2 separate regions of the Homo sapiens genome follow, and region 1 is linked to region 2. A link is an interaction called in ENCODE POLR2A ChIA-PET data of the cell type or tissue named here. Cell type or tissue: GM12878. All regions are shown on one strand. Each heading gives the region's core, and the rest is flanking DNA. Links, peaks and the distances in the headings are about the cores only. Region 1 overlaps TDRD7 (tudor domain containing 7). Region 2 overlaps TMOD1 (tropomodulin 1).

Evidence for each region. Peaks named below come from ENCODE experiments on the same cell type or tissue, not always from the same donor. Only the 100,000 strongest peaks of a DNase experiment are listed, where the experiment ranks them.
Region 1: POLR2A ChIA-PET joins it to region 2 with 8 read pairs; 3 of 35 experiments call an interaction of 5 or more read pairs at or near these places.

What each region holds. Positions count from the first base shown.
Region 1 is chr9:97,466,958-97,472,333 of GRCh38, reverse strand. It overlaps TDRD7 (tudor domain containing 7), which reads right to left. Exons shown (of 17, transcript NM_014290.3): 9 at 1,665-1,776; 10 at 1-41. Among named protein-coding and RNA genes, the nearest start is that of TMOD1, 32 kb to the left of the region's middle. RefSeq lists an enhancer at 3,650-3,709. In GM12878, for the core only: CTCF peaks have their summits at 2,059 and 3,549 (motif pointing left); DNase peaks (open chromatin) are centred at 3,093 and 3,423; H3K27ac peaks cover 1,103 bases.
Region 2 is chr9:97,556,297-97,561,672 of GRCh38, reverse strand. All of the region lies in intron 4 of TMOD1 (tropomodulin 1), which reads right to left. Among named protein-coding and RNA genes, the nearest start is that of TMOD1-AS1, 43 kb to the right of the region's middle. RefSeq lists enhancers at 2,120-2,539, 2,550-2,659, 4,213-4,714. In GM12878, for the core only: no CTCF peak of the experiment used is centred there; a DNase peak (open chromatin) is centred at 2,372; H3K4me3 peaks cover 825 bases; H3K27ac peaks cover 2,791 bases.

The sequences.
Region 1 (5,376 bases), core at 316-5,315, 89 kb after region 2:
CACCTTCACTAGATCAGGGTCATCGCTTAGGACTTCCAAGCCTGAAAAATATTGAATCTTTTAATTTCTACTTAATTAGAAAAATCATTTCAAGATGAATAGATGGATTGTGTCTGTTTTGACCATTATTAAAATTATAAGCCTACTGCAAAATTATTAAATTTTATATGAAAGCTTTGTTTTACAATCTTTATCTTACCTCTTAGGTTTTAAAAAAATATAATGTAAACGCCCTTTTGAATGATACACTAAGGCAGGCAATCTTAAAACAAGCAGAGAAACGGATAATCAATCAGAATTTCTACCTTGGGAGAAACAGTCTTCACTTTATACATGAACACATATTTAAAACCAAAAAACTAACACATATGAGAAGCCATCAATTATGTCTTCCAGTCATATGTTTGTAATGCACTTCCTACATATATACAATTATTTTTCTTATAAAATGAACACACATTTATTGGAAATTGAGACAACCACTATTGTTTCTTTTTTATTGACCCTTAGGATACCAAAGAACCTTCTGATTTATCAAAGACAGATTAAGTAGTGTTTAACACAGGTATTAGATGAATTTTGTTGTAGTCCAACTACTCTTTAAATTCTTAGAAAATTATAGTTCCACATAACATATATGACAATTCTAAGTTAATGTATTAAATGAATTAAAACTAGCTCATATTCCCCCAATGGTACTATAATGCCTATTTCCATATTTTTCTACTTTAAATCCACAAGCTAAAATTCAGACTCCTCCGAGTTTTTTCTTCTTCTTGTTCTGTTCTCCAGACATATAACTTTGAACTTTTCTCAAACATTTAATTTCAACACCCTAAATCCTGTCCTATGCCCTTGATACGTTCTTTCCAACACCAACTTCTAAAAGTTGTTAACAAGTTTTTAAAATTTCTTCAGGTTAATCTCACAGATAAGAGTCAAACCCAGCTCCTGTGACATAAGAATTCATCCCACTGGGAAGGAGGCATTTCTTCAGAGTACTAATTTTCATGAAATAATTATGATCATTTTCTGCATTTGGCTCAAGTCCCCCCCGGCATGGTGCATATTTCAATGCCTTTCCTTATCACGGACATGACCAATGTGTCATCTGTCCTTTAAGTTTATCCCTACATGGCACTCTCATACAGGTGGATTCCTCTGTTTCCTTTAGGAGGAAGGAAAAGAACAATGATACATCTACTATGCCAAAAACTGCATGTGACCTGTGATCAAACCCATGCTTGGGCACATGAAGGTGTGTCAGTCACACCCTCACAGCATCACCACAGTACATCTCAGTGGGAAAGGGGCTGAGAGTCACCTCACAACATGCTGAACAACATATTGAAACTCATCAAATGTCATGAAACAGGGCCTCTATCAATTGTTACTAGGGCAGTTAGAACAAGAAAAATCCCTTTAAGATGGCTGAAATTTTTATAAGAAATTATAATACGTTTTTATATATAACACAAAATATAAAAACATAACATTTTTATAATGGTATCTTATAAAGAATACATTCGACATGAATTTAAACCTTTCAAGAAGTAACACATTATAACATGAGATACTTAGTCCATTTTAGGATTCAACTATCCAAATGTACAGTGGTAATAGCCTATTGAAATGGAGAGAGTTTTTTAAAAAGTTCCTCTTACCTGCAAGCTTACATTTTGTAGCTTGAAATGAGAGTGAACAAAACTTCGGGTTTAATTTGTATGCTTTGCTTTTTTCAACATTTTCACTAAAACCATAGTCAACATAGCATACCTAATGATTAAAAACACAGAATGTTTAGTTCTTTATCCTCTCTTTAAAAAATTCATTTGATACACTTAATTGGCTCAATCTTATTCCATGATCAGCAAGCTGAGTGGCAGAGTGGCACCTGGAAAAAGCTGGGGAGGTGCCCCTGACTTACCACAGAAGAGAAAGGCTGGAGCTGAGACCAAGGAAACCAGGGGTCCTAGTTCCAGGTCCCAGTCTTCTACCTCACCCTACCCCTTCAATGGGAAGAACAAGACTGCTCAGCCCTGCCACCTTGCTGTCGCCAGTCTTTCAGCAGCCTATCTACCTGGTTCTGCCAACTCTGCTCCCCTCCCCTTTGGTGCTTTCATTAATATCATAATGCCTATATCAGCTTATTCTTTTTTGAGTTACACATTTCCACCCGTTCCCTGGACAGCAGTATTTGTTTCTATGGCAGGCATCATCCTTGTGGTATTTATCAGATTCTAAATCCCCAAAGCAGCATTTGTGATGGCTATTCTCAGCTACTGTGCTTCCAGGGACCGAGATGCTTCATCAATGACAACAATGGTATCACTGCTGAACAACATGGAATTCTAAACTAAAAAACAGGCGTACCTATTTTTTTCAAGGGTGTGAAGCTGGGTTAGGTCTTCTTTCAGCTCAGCAAAAGGCCCTAAGTCTGCTGAACAGAGGTCTGTGTTTGCAGAAACCTGAACAACTTTTCCTCACCATTAGCACAGACTGTTAAGAGCCTGGATATTATTTTTAAGAATATTTATAGAATCTTCAGTTTAAAAGGATTATATAAACACAAAGCCTTTTTTTGAGAAAAATAAAAATCTAGAAACATTAAGCTATGGTTTAGAATAACTAAGAATCTAAGGGAAATGTTGAAAACCTAATATGCATCTCTAATTAAAGGAGATGATGGTTATTGAAAGAAACAAAGCAAACAAAACAACAAACACCAGGGCAAAGTCTTGGCCTTAATACCAAGTAACATGAGGTAGGTTCCTTTCACTGCCTCCCTGAAAATAAAGTCCACAGGCCAGCTTCTTAGTACCTAGATTATGGTACTAAACACACGAAACAAAAACCCTTCCCAGCAGAGAATCTAAGGGAAAAAAGCAGAAGACACCACTAACTCCTTTCCTTGGCCATGTGATAAGCGGGCCTGTGGGGCCTGTCTACCTTGTATCAGAAAGACCATCTCTTAGAATCCACATCTGACTCAACACTGACTTAGGCCTAGATCGCTGGTAGGGCTGCATGTCAGGCAGCTGGCCATTTAAGTGCACAAGTCTATTTCTCCAATCCTAAATTAGCACCTGCTTTTGCTTCTCATAGGCCTCAGGAGTCAGGCAGCTTTCATTTCCTTTAATAGCTATCACCACCTACAACTTAGATTCTGTTCTTCCCAGGCCCAAAATGGAGGTAACGTGGTCTGACAATAGGACATAGCATGTGAAATCATGACTCCTGGGAAATTCAGAATGTATTCTTAGCACAAGAACAGATTAAAGAATAACTGCTCCAAAGCCTCAAAAGAAAGTGTTTCTGAACTGTTTGTAGCTTCTTTTCTTGTTTTTAATCATACATGTTTGTATGGCAACTGCAGTTTATAAAACACTTGTCCATGCATTGGCCAGTGTGACTCTCACCACACTCTGCTCTGTGTCCTTTGCTCTGTGAGGGCTCAGTAGTCTCTCTCTCTCTAATGTCCTGGGATCAGGGCCAGTAGTCACATAATCTGGCATAAGGCCCCAGTCCATTCCTGGTTCTCTGGCACCATCAAGTGGCCAAAGGTCTCCCAGCACTACCTATCACCCAGCAGACTCCCCTGGGATGTGGGCCTGGGTCAGGCCAAACTGGCACCAGCCTCAGCGGGTGACCACATCTCCTGTTTCTCCTACTCACCAAGGATCTGACAGGGAAAGCAAGGAAGGAATCAGTACTTACCACCAGACAAAGTTCAATTCAAGCGAAGCAAGACTGGTGCTAAGTAGCTGGGGTTTCTCCAAATAAAGGGAGAAATCATCTCTGTCAGCTTCAAGGGGATGTGGGGAACAAGTTCAGGCCCGGATTGCTACAATCACCGCTGTCCCAAGAGCTTGCTACTGCACAAAATACCGAGCTACCTTTTTTATTCTTCACATCCAGCCCATAATTCTCAGCAGCAATGACGAGGCTGGTCACTCCCTTCTTTATGAGACGCTTTCTTTTTCTGGCTTCTGTGACACCACTCTCTTGGTTTTTCTTCTTTGGCCATCTTTACAGGCTTTTCTGCTCCCCTTATGCCTCCATGTAAATACTGAAGGGTTTCAGGACCTGGGCCCAGGCCCCTCCTCCTCTCTACGTGTATTCTCTCTCTAGGGGATCTCATCTTGTCCTGTGATTTCACATAGCACCTATATGCTGATGCCTCCCAACCTGACACATCTCCAGTCCTAACTGCTCCCTGAGCTCCAAATTCATCCATGTGACATCTGATAGCTATTCTCAAACCTAGCAGGTCCTATGAAATTCTCAATTGTTCTCCACAATGGTTTTTCTCTCTGACTTCCCAATTTCAACAAATGGCACCAATATCTAGTCAATTGCTCAAGCCCCAAACCCAGTAGCTTATCTTGAATCTTCTCTTTTGCTTACCATCCACTTCCAACAGGTCAGTGTCCTGTCAGTTCTACCTCCAAATATATCCTGAATCTCTTCCACTACCTCCATCTTCACTAATCCAGGTTACAAGGTAGCTGGCTATTACAACAGCCACCTAACCAGTATTACTTTCCTTCTGTGCCCTACTATAATACAATCCATTCCCCCACAACAGTCCCAGAATGATTTCTGAAGCATCTAAATGAGATCACATCACTCTGCCTATCTCTTGCTTCAGAGTTATTTTCTATCATAGTTATTTCCTTTATTGGTTATTTCCTTCATTGTACTAAAATTGTTTTGTGTGTTTACTGTATGCTTGTCATCTCTCTCTTCTCACTAGAATGTAAGCTTCTTGAGAAGAAGGACTTGTATGTTTTGTTCTTGGCTCCAGTAAAAAGTGAAAAAGTGTATCAGGTATATACAACACGATGGGAGTGTTTGAATTTACAGATAAGCAATCAGGGAAGTTAAATAACTTTCCTAAGGCCACACAGCTAGAAATGGCAAAGCTGAGACTCAGTTCTATCTGACACGAGAGCCTGAATTCCCAAAGTAGAAGGAGGGAGGGAGGAAAGAAAGTGACTGCCCTATAGACTTCAGACTGGGAGATATCCTTGTGGAATAGCTGCATTATTTATTGTAAATATTGTTACACTGTTAATGTGTCATTAGGATTTACGTATGATTCTTCTCTTCATAAGAAATCTCTGTGCCTCAAAATAGCTTAGCTTTTGTTGAACTTCCTAAGGGCCGGGGGAGTGAAATGGCCAGGAAACAGAAGTTTATCTAGGAACGTTTAGGGATAGTTATCTCCTATCAACTAGAGACCCAGAGGAATGGAGGGACTTGACCAAAGGCACACACCCAAATACAGGCAGACTCAGGACTAGTGCCCAAGCCCTGTGTTCTCCTTTGGTCCAGTGACCATTGTGGTCCTTAGCTTCTTCCAGGTTTCAAACT
Region 2 (5,376 bases), core at 225-5,224:
ACACAGCTGTGACAATCACTGCTGGGGGAAACAGGATAGAAGCTGGATGTGTGGCGGTAATAATCAGACGCATGGCAACACCACCCCTCTCACTGAGCACATGCTCTGGGCCAGGGAAGACACTTTGTATCCATCATTCCCAATTTGGCTGCACACTGGAATCACCTGGGGATCTGTTGAAATTCCTGATGCCCAGTCCCACCCTAGACCAATTAACCCAAAATATCTGGGGGTGGAGCTCAGGCACCTGCATTTTTAAAGCTCCCTGGATGGTTTCAATGAGCAGCCAAGGTTGAGAACCATTGCCTGACACTCCCCTCCTTGATCTGCCCAATAACCCTCTGGAGTAGATTTTATTCACCTAGGCAAGGTCAGATTCTACAGGGTCTTCTAGGCTGAGTAAGGAGTTCGGGTGTCTTTTCCTAGGAACAGCCTGGGAAGCCATTAGAGGCTTGAGCAGGAAGTGAGATGGTCTGACCTGAGTTCTGATTATTGTGTTGAGAACTCACTACAGAGGGGAGAGATGGATGTGGCTGCAGAGCTGTGAGGCTGTTGCAGCTGTCCAGATGGGAGGACAGTGGCTTGTACAGCCAAATCCAAACCCAGAGCCTGGCTTCACAGGCCTTCCCTGGGCTGGCCCCACCTCACCAGTGTTGTTGCACTCCCCCTCCCAACAGCTTCTCTGCTCCAGCTACACAAACAGCCCCTGCTCATAGCTGCTCCTGCTTTTGCTAGTACTCTCCCTTCTGCTGGTGATTCTCTGCACCCACTTGACTTGGAATTTTAGATAAACAACAAATTTTTTTTTTTGAGATGGAGTCTCGCTCTGTTGCCCAGGCTGGAGTGCAGTGGCGAGATCTCGGCTCACAGTAAACTCCACCTCCCAGATTTAAGGAATTCTCTGCCTCAGCCTCCCGAGTAGCTGGGATTACAGGAGTGTCATCCTGTAATTTTTGTATTTTTTATATATACAATATATAAATACTTTATATATATATATATACAATACAAAAAATATTGTATTTTTTGTCGTCCGGCTAATTTTTGTATTTTTAGTAAAGACAGGGTTTCACCAACTTGGCCAGGTTGGTCTTGAACTCCTGACTTCTTGATCCACCACCTTGACCTCCCAAAGTGCTGGGATTGCAGGCGTGAGCCACCTCGCCCGGCCAACACCAGATTTTTTTTTAGCTAAGTACGCCCCATTCAATATTGGGACATATTTGTTGTTCTCTGAAATTTGAATTCAATTGATCATACTGTATTTTATCTAACAACTCTATGGCCCTATCCTTCAAGACTAGGAGTAACTCTTCCTCCTCCAGGGAGTCTTCCTGGATTCCTCCTCTCCCTTTCTAATTCTCCCACAGCACCTGGTGTATGCCTCAGAATCTATGTGGTGTTAGACATATCTAGATACACGTCTGCTTCTGCTACTAGACTGTAGGCTTCTGGAGGTCAGAGAAGGATATTTTCTCTTCCACCTCTCCCTGAATACGGTATTTAGCAAATATTTGGTGGTGATTTTTTAAAAAATATCCAAGTCACTTGATTAGATATGGTTTCCTGTTAGAGAGACAATATGGGAGCCCTTAATGAAGAGTCAGGAAACCCAAGTTCCAGCCCTGACCATGCCCCTGATGTCAGTGTGACCTTGGGCAGTTCTCCTCCCCTGTCTAGGCTTCAACCTCTCTTTCCAATGAGGGCTTGAGACAAGACCAGTGGCTCTCGGTCAAGGCTGCACACATGGATCACCCAGGGAGCTTTAAGACCATATCAGTGCCTCTCTCCATCCTGGACCAACCAATCAGAATCTCTGGAGATAGATAGATAGATAGATAGATAGACATATATATATATATATATATATATATATATTTTTTTTTTTTTTTTTTTTTTTAAATTTTTGAGGCGGAGTCTCGCTCTGTGGCACAGGCTGGAGTGCAATGGCATGATCTTGGCTCGCTGCAACCTCCACCTCCCGGACTCAAGCGATTCTCCTGCCTCAGCCTCCCAAGTAGCTGGGATTACAGACACGTGCCACCACGTCCAGCTAATTTTTGTATTTTTAGTAGAGACGGGGTTTCACCATGTTGCCCGGGCTGGTCTTGAACTCCTGCCCTCAAGTAACCCGCCTGTCTTGGACTTCCAAAGTGCTGGGATACAGGCTTGAGCCACCACGCCCGGCCGATTTTTTTTTTTTTAAACCTCCTCAGGTGATTCTGTTGCTGAGTGAGAGTCGAAAACCACAAGATGAGATGATCTCAAAGTCCTTTCTGTTTCTCACATTCTAAGATTCTTCTCTGCTAAAATTAGACTTGCTTGTTCATCACTAAGAGAACTGGTGGGGAGAGAGGCATCTGCATTTTTTCAAGCTCTCGTGGGTTTTAATTTAGGCTGCATCTACGTGGGCAACAGAAGCTGAGGCCTGAGTCAGCAGCAGGTGAATCAGATCACCAAGAAGGAGTCCCATTCTGGGGCAGGCTCTCCAGCTCCCACGGAGCAGCTCACGGGGGTTCTGGGATGTGCTGGGGTTTCGTACAGGTTTTGCGGGGATCATATAAAAGATGTAGCCTCATATGGCTGACTGGTGTGGCTTAGAGTGGAGAGAGGTGGAAAATAGAAAGTGCATTTGGCACACAGATGCCAGCTTCCTGTGATGGTCTAGAAAAGGGATGGAGGCGGTGAAGTTACACGAGACTGCTGGGAGACCAAGAGGAAGCAGACCTGCATTTCAGGCTGAGCCTTGGTATGAATTTTCTGGGTAACCCTGTATAGGTCACTTCCTTTTTGGGGGCTGGGGGGACGCTCAGTTTTCTCACCTGTAAAATGGAGTGTTTAAACTGATCTCTTACCTACCCATAGGACTTAGTGACACAACAATTTCTCATGTTTTTATCCTGTTTGACTTTTACAGTAAGTATCCAGGGGCTGGGCACAGTGGCTCATGCCTGTAATCCCAGCACTTTGGGAGGCCGAGGTGGGTGGATCTCTTGAGGCCAGGAGTTCAAGACCAGCCTGGCCAACATGGTGAAACCCCGTCTCTACTAAAAATACAAAAATTAGCAGGGCATGGTGGCACACGCCCGTGATCCCAGCTACTTGGGAGGCTGAGGCAGGAGAATTGCTTGAACCTGGGAGGTGGAGGTTACAGTGAGCCGAGATCACGCCACTGCACTCCAGCCTGGGCAACAGAGTGAGACTCTGTCTAAAAACAAACAAACAAACAAACAAACAAACAGCATCCAGGGTAGCTGTGGTAGACCCCCCACCCCCAACTTTTCCAGCAAGCTCAAGAGGGAAATGGTTCGCCAAAACCATACAGCAAAGACTCTTGTGGCTTTTAAGTTAGTATTCTCATTCACTAGGTCACTAGCAGTTCTAAAGTTCTAAAACTTCCCTTTGACTTTGGCATCCTAAGGACAGATAACATATATTTATTCTAGGAGGTTACATATGTTAACAGCAGGGCTAAGAAGAAATAAAACCATTTTGCAGCTCAGAGGAAATTAGAATTACAAAAAGGAAGGACGAAAAGAAGAAAGGAGGGAAAGAGGAAGGAAGGGAAGGGCCCAGCTAGATTTCCACTGATGGGCAGAATGCCTGGGGCTAGTATTACCTTCTGCCAGCCCTAGGCACAAAATCGCAACTTTCCCTCTCACTTGGTTTTGTGCCACACTCCACGTCAACAGAAGTGAGTGACGGGAGAAAACGGCACATCAACATTGCCTGTTGCTTCATTCTTTGTAGATATTGGCAAGGCTGAATTTAGCACTGGGGAACTTGATTTTTTTTTTTTTTTAAGTCTAGATCTTCCTCAAAACTCAAAAAGGACTATTTTTGAACTCTGAAAAAGAACATTGAGTTCTGTTTCCTCTCCCTGCCTTGGCAGAGTTCACTCATTTGGTAATTCCACTCAGGACGCAGAGAGATAACAGCACACATCCCCGGCTCCTCCTGCTGCCAGCTGCTCGGGCTGGCTCTGGGCAGATGGCTGGAAGATGTTCTCCTGCATCCCAGGGACAGGTGGGAGAAACTGGCTCCAGCCCAGGACTTGGATGCAGTTGAGCTGCTCCTGGATAAGATACACCCTGCCACTGGCAGGGTAGCAGGACAGGTGCCTAAGCACACGGAAGTAGCCAGAAGCCAGGGGGTGGCCTGGCTAAGCCTGTCTCTGATAGCTGCAAGACCCCCAGGTTGCCAACTGCCCTTGGGGGTGAGTGGCCCGAGGCTGTCCCATCTAAACGATGAGTCTCCCTACCCCACTTCCTTCCTGGGTTCTGCCCCACCTGAAGGGTCCCTAAAGCCAGCCAGCATCACCTCCCTGAGTGGGCAGGGGAGGCACTGCGAATTACAAGTGCTTGCTGACTCCCAGCAGCCTCTGACCTACAACCCTGTAGGCTATGCGCCAAGAACTTAGCCCTGCCAGGAACCTGTGCACTCTGCTTGTTGCCCAGCAGGGACGCTTTTAATGTTGAAATCTACATGTTGAAGTGATAAAAGATTTTAAGGTTAAAAAAAAAATACATGTTTCTCGTCTGTCCTCCTCATCACCTCCTGGGCCTCCCAAAGGCAAGGACTGGCTCCTGTTCATCCTAGTATACAGTAGGAGTTCAATAATGTGCACTGGCTTAGTGAGCAGTTAGGTGAATACATGAGTGATGCATCTCACCCGTGTCACACCTGAGTTAGGAGGGCACACCTGAGCTTGCCCTCCAGGCTCCTCCCATCAGCAGATAGCAAGCCTGCCAGGCCACTCCGTTCAGAGGGGCCTGCCCTCCCCAGCCCGGAACCGCTCCTCCTGCCGCTCCCAAGCCCTGGACCTTCTCCGCACTTTCTCACTGCTACTCTTCTGCTCCTAGGCTCTTCTCCATAGCTCTTCCCTGGTCTCCCCCAGCCCTACCCCAAGTGCCTCCCTCACACGCTGTACTGATTCTGTTCAGACGCTCACTCTCATTTGTCATTTCATACTTACCTGGTGTTTGTTTAATGTAGACTCTGTGAGGGTGGAAACTGGGCTGTTTTCTTACCATTCTTTTGCCAGAGCCTAGTCCAGAGACTAAATGGACAGCACTGACTGTGTGTGTGAGTGAGCAAGCCAGAGCTGAGCTGATGGAAATGTTCCACTTGGGAGACAGGCCATACCAACTACAGGTGACCTGGACGCCCCATGTCCTCCTCTCCCTACTCTTCTTCCTCCAGTGAGTTACCCACACTCTTGGTCCCAGTCACCCGCTCTGTGAAAAAGGCTCCAACCACCCACCACTCTCTGGTGGGCCTGCTCCGCCCAGCACCTCCAACACCATGTTCGAAGTCCAGCCTTCATCTCATGCGGAGTTTCTGAAGTCAGCTCTCGGCAGAGCACTCCTCATCAGC